Linked DNA regions of Homo sapiens: region 1 is linked to region 2. The links are chromatin contacts, found by Hi-C or POLR2A ChIA-PET in ENCODE. All regions are on one chromosome and are shown on one strand. The core of a region is the stretch at or near the end of the contact, and the rest is flanking DNA. Distances in the headings are between cores, read along the strand shown.

Region 1 (5,556 bases), core at 2,911-5,410, 39 kb after region 2:
GCTTTGGAGGATTCTCAAATCAATTCTTACAGGGAACGAAGCCATAGCCTTTGGGGGGAAATGGCCCCAAGCCAAGTCTTTAGAGATTGATGGCTCCTCCCTAGATGCTAGTTGGTTGGTTGATAACCAATTTGCCTCACATCTCTGGGCCTTAGTTTCCTCATCTGTAAACAACAAGTTAAGCCAGATGGTTCTGAGATTCCAGTGTTGGAAGCTCAGCTTCCCCTCCCCTATGATAGAGCTTTTTCTTCCCAGGCATGCAGTTTTGAGCGGATTGCATCATCCAGTAAGACTGAGAGGAGGCCCACATATGGACCCTCGCTGCTCCTGTTGTCTAGAAGTTCCTCTTCTCCTGCTGTTCATCTGCCAGCTTACCCTTACCTCCCACCCGCTCACATACCCAGCATTGCGCTCTATTTCTAGAAATAAGTACTGAAGTTAGTTTTCCATCTCCTCCCCAAGGTCTGAATTTATACAGGAGCATCCTTAGGATGTCTTACATCTTTGAACTTGTAACATTTTGGTCTTCATTAAAAGATGACTTTTTTTTTTTTTTTGAGACAGAGTCTCGCTCAGTCGCCCAGGCCGGAGTGCAGTGGCTGGTTCTCTGCTCACTGCAAGCTCCGCCTCCTGGGTTCACGCCATTCTCCTGCCTCAGCCTCCCGAGTAGCTGGGACTACAGGCGCCCACCACCACGCCCAGCTAATTTTTTTGTATTGTTTTTTAGTAGAGACGGGGTTTCACCATGTTAGCCAGGATGGTCGCGATCTCCTGACCTCGTGATCTGCCCACCTCGGCCTCCCAAAGTGCTGGTATTACAGGCGTGAGCCATCGTGCCCGGCCGAGATGACATTTCTTGATTGCTTTTCTGCTCTGTTCCTGGATCTTTTATTCTAATTCACCCTGTATTTGCTAGGTTGGTCATTGATGACTTCTTGAGTTGATCAACTTTAGAATATAAGTCTCACAATTTTTGTATGAACTGCCATCTGCCTTCTGGGGGAGGAGGCACTTCTGTTGCTGCACCAAGGCAAACTTTACTGAATTCTCTACTCTTTATTTTGGAACCAAGTGAAACAAGTTGGACTTTGGTTTGCTGTATTCTAAGATTCTGGTTCTGGCCAATCTCAGTTTGAAATAAGGTGACTGGCAGCTTAGATCTGTGAGAGATTTCTATTTCAGTGTGCCGAATCGCAGCATGCCCTAGGATTCCCACCCAGTGGGTGTGGACTTCAAATCCCTTTAAAAAGGATGCCAGCCAGGCACGGTGGCTCATTCCCATAATCCCAGCACTTTTGGAGGCCAAGGCAGGAGGATTGCTTGAGCCCAGGAGTTTGAGCCCAGCCTAAAATTAGCCAGGCATGGTGGTGCACACCTGTAGCCCCAATTACTCAGGATGCTGAAGCAGGAGGATTGTTTGAGCCAGGAGTTGGAGGCAGGAGCTGGAGGCTGCAGTGAGCCATGATCGTGCCACTGCACTCCAGCCTGGGTGACAGAGCAAGACCCTGTCTCAAAAATGAACAAACAGCCAGGTGCGGTGGCTCACGCCTGTAATCCTAGCATGTTGGGAGGCTGAGGTGAGTGGATCACTTGAGGTCAGGAGTCCAAGACCAGACTGGCCAACATGGTGAAACCCCGTCTCTACTAAAAATATAAAAATTAGCTGGGCCTGATGCTGGGCGCCTGTAATCCCAGCTACTCAGGAGGCCGAGGTGTGAGGATTTGCTTGAACCTGGGAGGTGGAGGTTGCAGTGAGCCGAGATCACACCACTGCACTAGAGGCTGGGCAACAGAGCGAGACTCTTGTCTTAAAAAAAAAAAAATGGCTGGGCGTGGTGGCTCACGCCTGTAATCCCAGCACTTTGGGAGGCCAAGGCTGGCAGATCATGAGGTCAGGAGTTCAAGACCAGCCTGGCCAACATGGTGAAACCCCGTCTCTACTAAAAGTATGAAAAATTAGCCAGGCATGGTGGTAGTCCCAGCTACTCAGGAGGCTGAGGCAGGAGAATCGCTGAACCCAGGAGGCGGAGGTTGCAGTGAGCTGAGAACACGGCACTGCACTCCAGGCTGGCAACAGAGCAAGACTCCGTCTCAAAACAAAACAAAAAAAGAGGCCAGGCACGGTGGCTTACGCCTGTAATCCTAGCACTTTGAGCGGCTGAGGCAGGCAGATCACCTGAAGTCAGGAGTTCAAGACCAGCCTGACCAACATGGCGAGACCTCATCTCTACTAAAAATACACAGATTAGCTGGGTATGGTGGTATGTGCCTGTATTCCCAGCTACCCAGGAGGCTGAGGCAGAAGAATCACTGGAACCTGTGATGAGGAGGCTGCAGTGAGCCAAGATTGTGCCATTGTACTCCAGCCTGGGTGACAGAGCGAGACTCCATCTCAAAAACAAAAAACATGAATCAAGAAACAAACAAAAAATGATGCCAGATTCCTGGAGAAGGATTAGCCTGGCTTCTGTGGGGTCCTCTAGTTTTGTTTTCCCTTAGTCCAAATTGAGGCCATTCTTCTGTGAAGTGGCGTTGGCTTGCTAGGATGCTTTTTGAAGTTCTACTCTCAAGGCCTCTGAGCTTGGTTCCCTATGAATAATTAAAATTATTATAATTACCATGAAAGCTAACTGGAGTGGGCTCCTTGGAAGTCTGGTTTTGCTGAATTGGTTGTCTTCTGTTTGGGGGTGTTGACTGTAAGACTATGTGTACTCATAATGTGTCCTCACGGATGGGGCTCAATACTTGGTAGCTCAGTGAAAATGACTCATTAAAGAAAAAAAAAAAAAAGTGGCCAGGCACGGTGGCTCATGCCTGTAATCCTAGTACTTTGGGAAGCTGAGGCAGGTGAATCACCTGAGGTCAGGAGTTTGAGACCAGACTGACCAACTTGGTGAGACCCTGTCTCTACTAAAAATACAAAAATTAGCTGGGTGTGATGGCACATGCTTATAATCCCAACTACTTGGGAAGCTGAGGCAGGAGAATCCCTTGAACCTAGGAGGCGGAGGCTGCAGTGAGCTGAGATCGTGCCATTGCACTCCAGCCTGGGCAACAAGAGTGAAACTCTGTCTCAAAAAAAAAAAAAGAAAAGAAAAAACAACTTCCCTGTGTTCTTCAGCCGTGTGCTTGATGTACAAGTTGAAACAGGATTTTTGCTCAGTAACTGGCTGCTTGTACAAATTCAAGCCAATATAAAGAAAATGAAATTTGCTCTCTGATTTTAGTTTCGGTCTTGGAGATTTCTAGATACTTGTATTGGCAATGCATAAAGCAGAACAAGAGTTCAGCCCAAGATCCTTCCACAAAAATTGGGTTCATGAGGTGATAGCTACATGGAAGTATCTCCGCTAAATAGGAAGAACAAAGGCAGGAAGGTAGTTTTTACAGTGATTTTGCATATTTGTAAAGACTTTTAAAGTTGGAAGAAGTAATTATTTTCCCCATGTGAAATTATGTTTAGTAAGTATCCAGTTGGTTAATCTACAGCAGTTCTTCACCTTACCTTTTTGATTCTTTCTTTTGTAGAATTATAAAAAGTTATTCTTATGGTAATTCATATTACCATAATTTGTTCCATAAGCTGTTATGGAACCAGCTAATTTGTGGTTATGGACCAGATAATTTGTTCCATAAGCTGTTATGAATAAGAATTTATATTATAAATTGTATCCAACAATGGGACACTGCTTTGTCTCCTAATATCAGCCAGGTCTTGTTTGTTTGTTTTTTGAGATGGAGTTTTGATCTTCTTACCCAGGCTGTAGTATAGTGGTGCAATCTTGGCTTACCACAATCTTCACCTCCCAGGTTCAAGTGATTCTCCTGCCTCAGCCTCCCGAGTAGCTGGGATTACAGGCATGTGCCACCACGCCCGGCTAATTTTGTATTTTTAGTAGAGACAGGGTTTCTCCTTATTGGTCAGGCTGGTCTCGAACTCCCGACCTCAGGTGATCCGCCTGCCTTGGCCTCCCAAAGTGCTGAGATTACAGGCGTGAGCCACCGCACCCAGCCTATGAGCCAGTTTTTAAATCTTATAATGCTTCACGTAATCCTGAGACTGAAGTGAAAATATCTGGAGTAGGAAAACCACAGAGTTGTCCTAGGCTGCAGATGGTCCTGTGTGCAATAACAAAATTGAGTTACTAAGAAGAAGAAGTTATCTTTAGGCCATAAATGACTTTATGGTTTCTGTTGTTTGCCATGGCCTTGGGGGTTTTGCTGAGCATCTGGTTTTAAGGAAGTTACCTTATTTCCCCTTTGAATGTTCTCAGTCTTCCTTCCATGTTAATGCCTTCTGGGTCTCATTAATATCATACCAAGTAGGTGTACTTGCATCTAGACTTCATGACCTTATGCTTGGACTAAAGGAACCTTCAGACTTAACTGGATCTCTCCCTGTCACAGTCTTTCTGCATCAGGGGCACTGAGAGGCCCGGCCAGATGGAAGCTGTGGGAGGCAAGAGTGGACAGCGTAAGTGGGAAATGAGGGTGATAGGCCTAGGGAAAAATTGGGCTTGATACCTTCCAAGTTAAGAAGCCGCTGTTACTCTAGGATTTCAAGCATGGGGGGGACACATGGAAAGCCATTTTCACAGAGGTGAGTCCCACAGCTATATAGAGTTCAGGTGATGCAGAAAGATTGTGAAGGCAAAGAGATCCAGAAAAGGCTGGAGGTAACTTAAGTCCAAGGGTAAGGTCATGAAGTCTGGATGTGAGCATTCCTCCCAGGAACAGGAAGAGATAGGAGAATCTGAAGACATTCTGTGAAGAGAATTGGCAGCATGTGATTTCAGATCACTTTCTCCCTGTATATATATATATACACAGTATCTGTCTGTGAGATGATAGTAATATTCATAATAACTCCGAGGCATTTTGAGACCCTGAAGTCTTTCTGAATTATAAATTGTATTTAACATAATGTTAATGGAAAATTGTATTTTATATTGTTTTAATTCTTGGGGGTTTTGGTGTTTTTTTGTTTGTTTGTTTGTTTGTTTTGAGACAGTGTCTGGCTGTATTGCCCAGGCTGGAGTATAGTTGTGCGATTTTAGCTCACTGCAGGCTCCTCCTCCCAGGCTTCAAGCCAACCTCTCAACTCAGCCTCCCCAGTAGTTGGGACTACAAGTGTGCACCACCACACCTGGCTAATTTTTGGATTTGTGTTAGAGACGGGGTTTCGCCATGTTGCCCAGGCTGGTCTCAAACTCCTGAGCTCAAGTGATCCGCCTGCCTTTTCCTCCCAAAGTGTTGGGATTACAGGCATGACCCACCATGCTGGACCTTTCAATTATTTGAAAATTGATTGTCTAAAATATACAGTTAAAATTACCTCTGTGTTTAGCTGATTCTACAGATTAGGATTCACTGTACTCAGGTTGGACTCCTAATTTTGACTTTTCTTTTTTTCTTTTCTTTTCTTTTTCTTTTTTTTTTTTTCCCCAAGATGGAGTCTTGCTCTGTCGCCCAGAGCTGGAGTGCAATGGCATGATATTGGCTCACTGCAACCACAGCCTCCCGGGTTCAAGCAGTTCTCCTGCCTCAGCCTCCCAA
Region 2 (5,791 bases), core at 940-3,439:
AAATCACTTCTCCAGGACTGTAAAATCTGCCATAGGACTTTTTTTGTTGCCGTTAAGCAGCAGATTTACTGTCCTAATTACACTTTGCTTGAGCTTACACTGAAATGAGTTTGCCTCCCGTGAGGACACACCAAATGACAGGGGAGGCAGCTGCTTGGATGTGGCTGAGTTGGTGCCTGGCTTGGGGCAGCAGGGGACCAACCTAGAAATTGAAATCTGCCACTGCTCATTCTCACCCCGGAAAGCCAGAGGTGGAGAGAGGAAACTATCCACCACGGAGTCATCATCCAAATGGAGAGACCTAGCTACATTAATCAACTATTTAACAATCATTTCTAGGCCACGCACGGTGTTCACGCCTGTAATCCCAGTGCTTTGGGAGGTTGAGGCAGGAGGATTGCTTGAGACCAGGAGTTCGAGGCCAGCCTGGGCAATACAGCAAGGCTCTCTCTCTATTAAAAAAAATAATAATTTCTCCTCCATCTCTCTGAGGCTGGTGATCTCCCTCTAGGTCACAAAAAGGACAGGGTTCAGTTGTAAAAACAAACAAACAAAACAAACAAACAAAATGTCAGCCACTCAGCTGAAGCTTTGAAATAGAAAATCTAGAAAGAATTTTTTTTTTTTTAGATGGAATTTCACTCTTGTCGTTGCCCAGGCTGGAGTGCAATGGCGCATCTCAGCTCACTGCAACCTCCGCCTCTCAGGTTCAAGCGATTCTCCTGCCTCAGACTCCCAAGTAGTTGGGATTACATGCAGCCGTCACCATGCCCAGCTAATTTTTGTATTTTTAGTAGACATGGGGTTTTGCCAGGTTGGCCATGGCTGGTCTCGAACTCCTGACCTCAGGTGATCCACCCACCTCAGCCTCCCAAAGTACTGGGATTACAGGCGTAAACCACCACGCCAAGCTTCAAGAGCTTTTTTTTTTTTTTTTTGAGACAGAGTCTCACTCTGTTGCCCAGGCTGGAGTGCAGTGGTGTGATCTCGGCTCACTGCAAGCTCTGCCTCCCGGGTTCACGCCATTCTCCTGCCTCAAACTCCCGAATAGCTGGGATTACAGGTGCCCACCACCATGCCTGGCTAATTTTTTTGTATTTTTAGTAGAGATGGGGTTTCACCATGTTGGTCAGGCTGGTCTCAAACTCCTGACTTCAGGTGATCCACCCACCTCGGCCTCCCAAAGTGCTGGGATTACAGGCGTGAGCCACCATGCCTGGCCTTTTTTTCTTTTCTTTTCTTTTCTTGAGACAAGAGTCTCTCTCTGTCCCCCAGGGTGGCGTGCAGCGGTGCAATCTGGGCCCACTGCAATCTCTGCCTCCTGGGTTCAAGAGATTGTCCTGCCTCAGCCTCCCGAGTAGCTAGGATTACAGGTATGCACCACCATGCCTGGCTGATTTTTTTGTATTTTTAGTAGAGACGAGGTTTCACCATGTTGGCCAGGCTGGCTCAAACTCCTGACCTCAGGTGATCTGCCCACCCAGGCAGTTCTGATGTGTAACAGCGCTCAGGATAAATTCTAACTCTTCTTTTACAGCAGTGGAGACTGAGGACCAGAGAAGGGAGGGGACTTCCCACCAGCAGCTATTATCAAAGGCTGGATGCAGTTCAGGGCTCCTAACCCCTAGTCTAGACCCCTGCCTTTAATGTACTCAAGGAATGAAAAATTAATTTACCTTTAGACTAATGAGACAAAGTAAGGAAGATGAATCTGTTTGTAGGCAAATCGATTCAGAGCCAAAGAGAAATAATTTCTTGATTATCATACTGTTTTCTTCCTGCAGAATGGGGGCTGAGGGGGTGTGTGGACAATGGCCAGAGCACAGATGGAAATTCCAGCCTCCCGGGTTACCTAATGAGTATCCTCCCTTCTCAGTGCCTTGACCGAGTGTCTGTGGAAACAGACCAACAGCTGCTTGGCCTCCATCAGGAAGGCCAAGCGGACAAAGGAGCACACGCCCAGGGAGGCTCCGGGTCCCCAACTTAAAAGGGCCTTGACAAATAACAGCTGTTCCTGTCCAACAAGCCCCTCTGTAGCTCATTCCTTCACTGACCATCCACTGAGCATCTCTGTGCTCTGCAGGAACGGTGCCAGGGACCTCTTGGGTAACCAGAGGAAAACACAAGTCTTGCCCCTTGGGAAAACTGGAGAGCTAGATAGTACCAGATGAAAACATCTGAGAACAGAGCGCTGACAGGTAAGCAGGAATGGTCAGGTGGTGCTGGCCCTGGGCCTGCTGTATGAGTGCCTTCCCACTCACTTGGCTGCGCACAGATCTACTGGGATCTGCCAGGGAGGAAGTTGCAGCCCACGGTGCTCCCAAAGCTCAGCAAGGAGGAAATAGAGGCTTAGGTACCCAGCGGCCTCCAAGTCACACCTAGACCTGCCAGCAGCTCCCTGTCAGGCCCACATGAACAAACGACCACCTTTGATCACCTGTGTTCATGACCCTCTTTCTGCTCTGGTCAAGTCATCATTCTCCAGAATCCGATCTGGCTTCCCACATTCCACTGCCGCTTACACAGAGGCAGTACATTCCTCACAGCAAGTGCTAAACCTGGCTATAATCTGAATTTACTGCGAAACTTACAAAAGGTACAGACACCCAGGCTCCATCTACCCCAGCCCACTGAATCTGAATCAGCTAGGCCCAGAACCATGGCTAAAATGAAAGGCTGTGGACTGGAAGTGGAAAGTCCTGGGTCCTGGTCTCTGAATTCTGTGATAAAACTACCCATGTGACTGCAGGAAGTCTTCTCTCCAGCCTGGCCCAGGGTGGTAAGGACTCCATACAAGAAACAGCTGAGCCCCGGGTGCCTTCCCTCCTCTGAGCCTCAGTCCCCACACTTGTGAGTGAGAGGGGCTGGAGTTTCAGTGCCAAGAACGGTGCAGCTCCCCAGGGAGGCTGAGAGTCACACTGGTGATTTCTTCCTCCCCTTCAGTGGTTCAGAGCTCTCCTGGGAGTGGTGAATAAATGCTCCCCTGGGGCCAGGCGCAGTGGCTGTAAGGCCAAGGTGGGCGGATCACTTGAGGCCAGGAGTTCGAGACCAGCCTGGCCAACATGGCGAAACCCCATCTCTACTAAAAATACAAAAATTAGCTGGGCGTGGTGGTGCATGCCTGTAATCCCACCTATTCGGAAGGCTGAGGCAGGAGAATTGCTTGAATCTGGGAAGCGGAGGTTGCAGTGAGCAGAGATCATGCCACTCTGGACTCCAGCTTGGGCAACAAAGTGAGACTCCATCTCAAAAAAAAAAAGGCCGGGTGTGGTGGCTCATGCCTGTAATCCCAGCACTTTGGGAGGCCAAGGCGGGAGGATCACCTGAGGTCAGGAGTTCGAGACCAGCCTGACCAACATGGAGAAACGCCATTTCTACTAAAAATACAAAATTAGCCAGGCATGGTGGCGCATGCCTGTAATCCCAGCTACTCGGGAGACTGAGGCAGGAGAATTGCTTGAACCCGGGAGGCGGAGGTTGCGGTGAGCCTAGATTGTGCCATTGCACTCCAGCCTGGGCAACAAGAGCAAGACTCCATCTCAAAAAAAAAAAAAAAAAAAAGCTCCCCTGGCAAACCAAGGGATGACATTACTGTTGGTGGCCTGGGAATCTTCCTCCTCAACACCAAAAGCTGTTCACAGAACTGGCTTGGCTGGAGGCGGAAGGACAACACCAAGTCCACAGTAACAGAGAAGGAGCCAATGCACTGTGCAGGAGAAATGGAAGCTGGATTCTGGGACCAATCCCAGGTATGGGATTCATCAGCCAAGGAGGAGCCAGAAAGAAAAGCAAGCCTCTGATCCCAGGGAAGCCACACCCCATCCTTTCTTTCCCTCATTCTCCATGTCAGTGAAAGGCAGCAGGGTGCAAAGAAAAGGGCAAGGAGTTTGGGTTAGAGCTGGTGCCTGCGCTCCAACTCTGCAGTGAAGCTCTAAGGCCTGTGAAATGACGATCAGATTCTATTGTGCTCCACAAGTGGTGGGCTCTTTTGCATCGGGTGTCTCCAAATTGCCTCTCAGTTTTTACTTCTTGGGCCCAGTAGCCCCAAGAAGAATAAATACATTCAGAGAATGGTCTGTCTTAGAATCTCCTCTGGCAGTGTTTCTCTTAGGGAAAAATTAATGGGCTAAATAAAGCCCTACTGCTCTGGGAGGTCTGGCCAAGTTCTAATCCCACTAGGCCCACTCTGTTAGCCTAAGCCACCAGCACCTGTGCCCTGACCACTCCAGTAGCCTCATGACCTGACCCCCTCGTCCCGGCCTGGCTTCTCCCCAAGGTAGCCAGGGTCATGGCTTAAAGGAGTCATCTGATCATGTCACTCCCATCTAAAACCTTCACTGCCTTCTCCCGCCTCCTCCTGGCCCTTCACAGAGGTCTCCAGGCCCTGTGTGACTCCCTCAGTCACTCCCTGTCCACGATGCCTGGTGCCTGTCACACTGATCTTCCTTCTGTCCCTGAACATGCGGGCTCTTTTTTTTTTTTTGAGACGGAGTCTGGCTCTGTCGCCCAGGCTGGAGTGCAGTGGTGCGATCTCGGCTCACTGCAACTCCGCCTCCCGGGTTCACGCCATTCTGCTGCCTCAGCCTCCCAAGCAGCTGAGGCTACAGGCGCCTGCCATCATGCCCGGCTAATTTTTTGTATTTTTAGTAGAGACGGGGTTTCACCATGTTAGCCAGGATGGTCTCAATCTCCTGACCTCGTGATCTGCCTGCCTCAGCCTCCCAAAGTGCTGGGATTACAGGCGTGAGCCACTGTGCCCAGCCACATGCGGGCTCTTTTCGACCCCAAAGCCTCTGTGCTGGTGTTCTCTCTGCCAGACTCACCTCAGGGCTAACTACTCTTCAGTCACCCTGTACTGACTGTGTCAACCAATCAGACACCAGGCACGAGAAGGGGTGGTGGGGGGAGCAGGGGAGGGGTAAAACAATAAACTCACAGTACCAGTAAGTGTGGTGGTGGTAAGTGGGTAAGGGTATCAAGAGCAATGGGGGGCCATGCATGGTGGCTCACGCCTGCAATCGCAGCACTTTGGGAGGCCAAGGTGGGAGGATCACTTGAGCCCAGGAGTTAGAGGCCAGCCTGGGCAACAAAGCGAGATCCTGTCTCTTAAAAAAAAAAAAATAGCTGGGCATGATGGCATATGTCTGTAGTCTCAGCTACTTGAGAGGCTGAGATGGGAGGACTGCTTGAGCCCAGGAGTTGGAGGCTGCAGTGAGCCATGACTGTACCACTGCACTCCAGCCTGGGTGCAGAATAAGACCTGACTTAAAAAAAAAAGAGTGACAGGCACATCATTGTCTGACCCAGGACCTGAAGCAGCATGGGAGCAAGTCACATCCCCTTGGAGGAGCCTCATCCAATCCCCCAACCCAAATGATGCCCCTGCCATCTCTCACCACTCCCTTTACTTTCCCTCCTTTGGACTCGTCATGCTTTGGACTTTCATTTCTGTTCATGTGACTTTTTTTTTCTTCTTTGAGACAGGGTCTCACTCTGTCACCTTCTTCCCTTGGGACAGCTCAGGACTTATGTTGGAGGCAAATTCTGTTCCTTCTCATCCCCCATTCAACAGACCCGCCCCTGCGTGTGCCAGGCCAGGACCTGGCTCCCTCGGCTTGCAGCCCCTGTCCTCCTCCCCTTGCCGCCTCTCAGGATTTCACACTGGGGCCGCCTGACTAGCCAGACAGAACTGCTTTCCTAAGGGGGTGTATCTGTTTTGCACCAATGATCAATATAATCATTCATGAAAACGAGTCATTTCCTGCCTTGGGACCCAATTATTTCTCGAGGA

Evidence for each region. Hi-C counts contacts between places; a loop is a spot of excess contacts on that map. ChIA-PET counts read pairs that join two places held with the same protein, here RNA polymerase II (POLR2A). Pooled maps may share reads with other maps.
Region 1: a pooled map shows a loop between it and region 2 (2.3-fold over the local background). The contact joins two enhancer-like sites. A Hi-C loop is called at or near these places in 2 of 168 maps with a recorded cell type or tissue (CD4-positive, alpha-beta T cell and dorsolateral prefrontal cortex), 2 of 37 single-sample maps with no recorded cell type and 9 of 50 pooled maps. POLR2A ChIA-PET finds 5 or more read pairs at or near these places in 28 of 52 experiments (A549, AG04450, B cell and 23 more).

Annotation. Positions count from the first base shown.
Region 1 is chr17:45,073,676-45,079,231 of GRCh38, forward strand. The region is part of intron 1 of NMT1 (N-myristoyltransferase 1); the gene reads left to right. Among named protein-coding and RNA genes, the nearest start is that of NMT1, 15 kb to the left of the region's middle. Within about 2 kb of position 4,161, at least 3 of the 41 ENCODE cell types and tissues checked have a DNase peak (open chromatin) inside an H3K27ac peak, as active enhancers do; they include GM12878, where a contact is called at or near this core.
Region 2 is chr17:45,036,847-45,042,637 of GRCh38, forward strand. The region is part of intron 1 of DCAKD (dephospho-CoA kinase domain containing); the gene reads right to left. Among named protein-coding and RNA genes, the nearest start is that of DCAKD, 12 kb to the right of the region's middle. RefSeq lists enhancers at 3,209-3,843, 3,844-4,478, 4,479-5,113. Within about 2 kb of position 2,190, at least 6 of the 41 ENCODE cell types and tissues checked have a DNase peak (open chromatin) inside an H3K27ac peak, as active enhancers do; they include GM12878, where a contact is called at or near this core.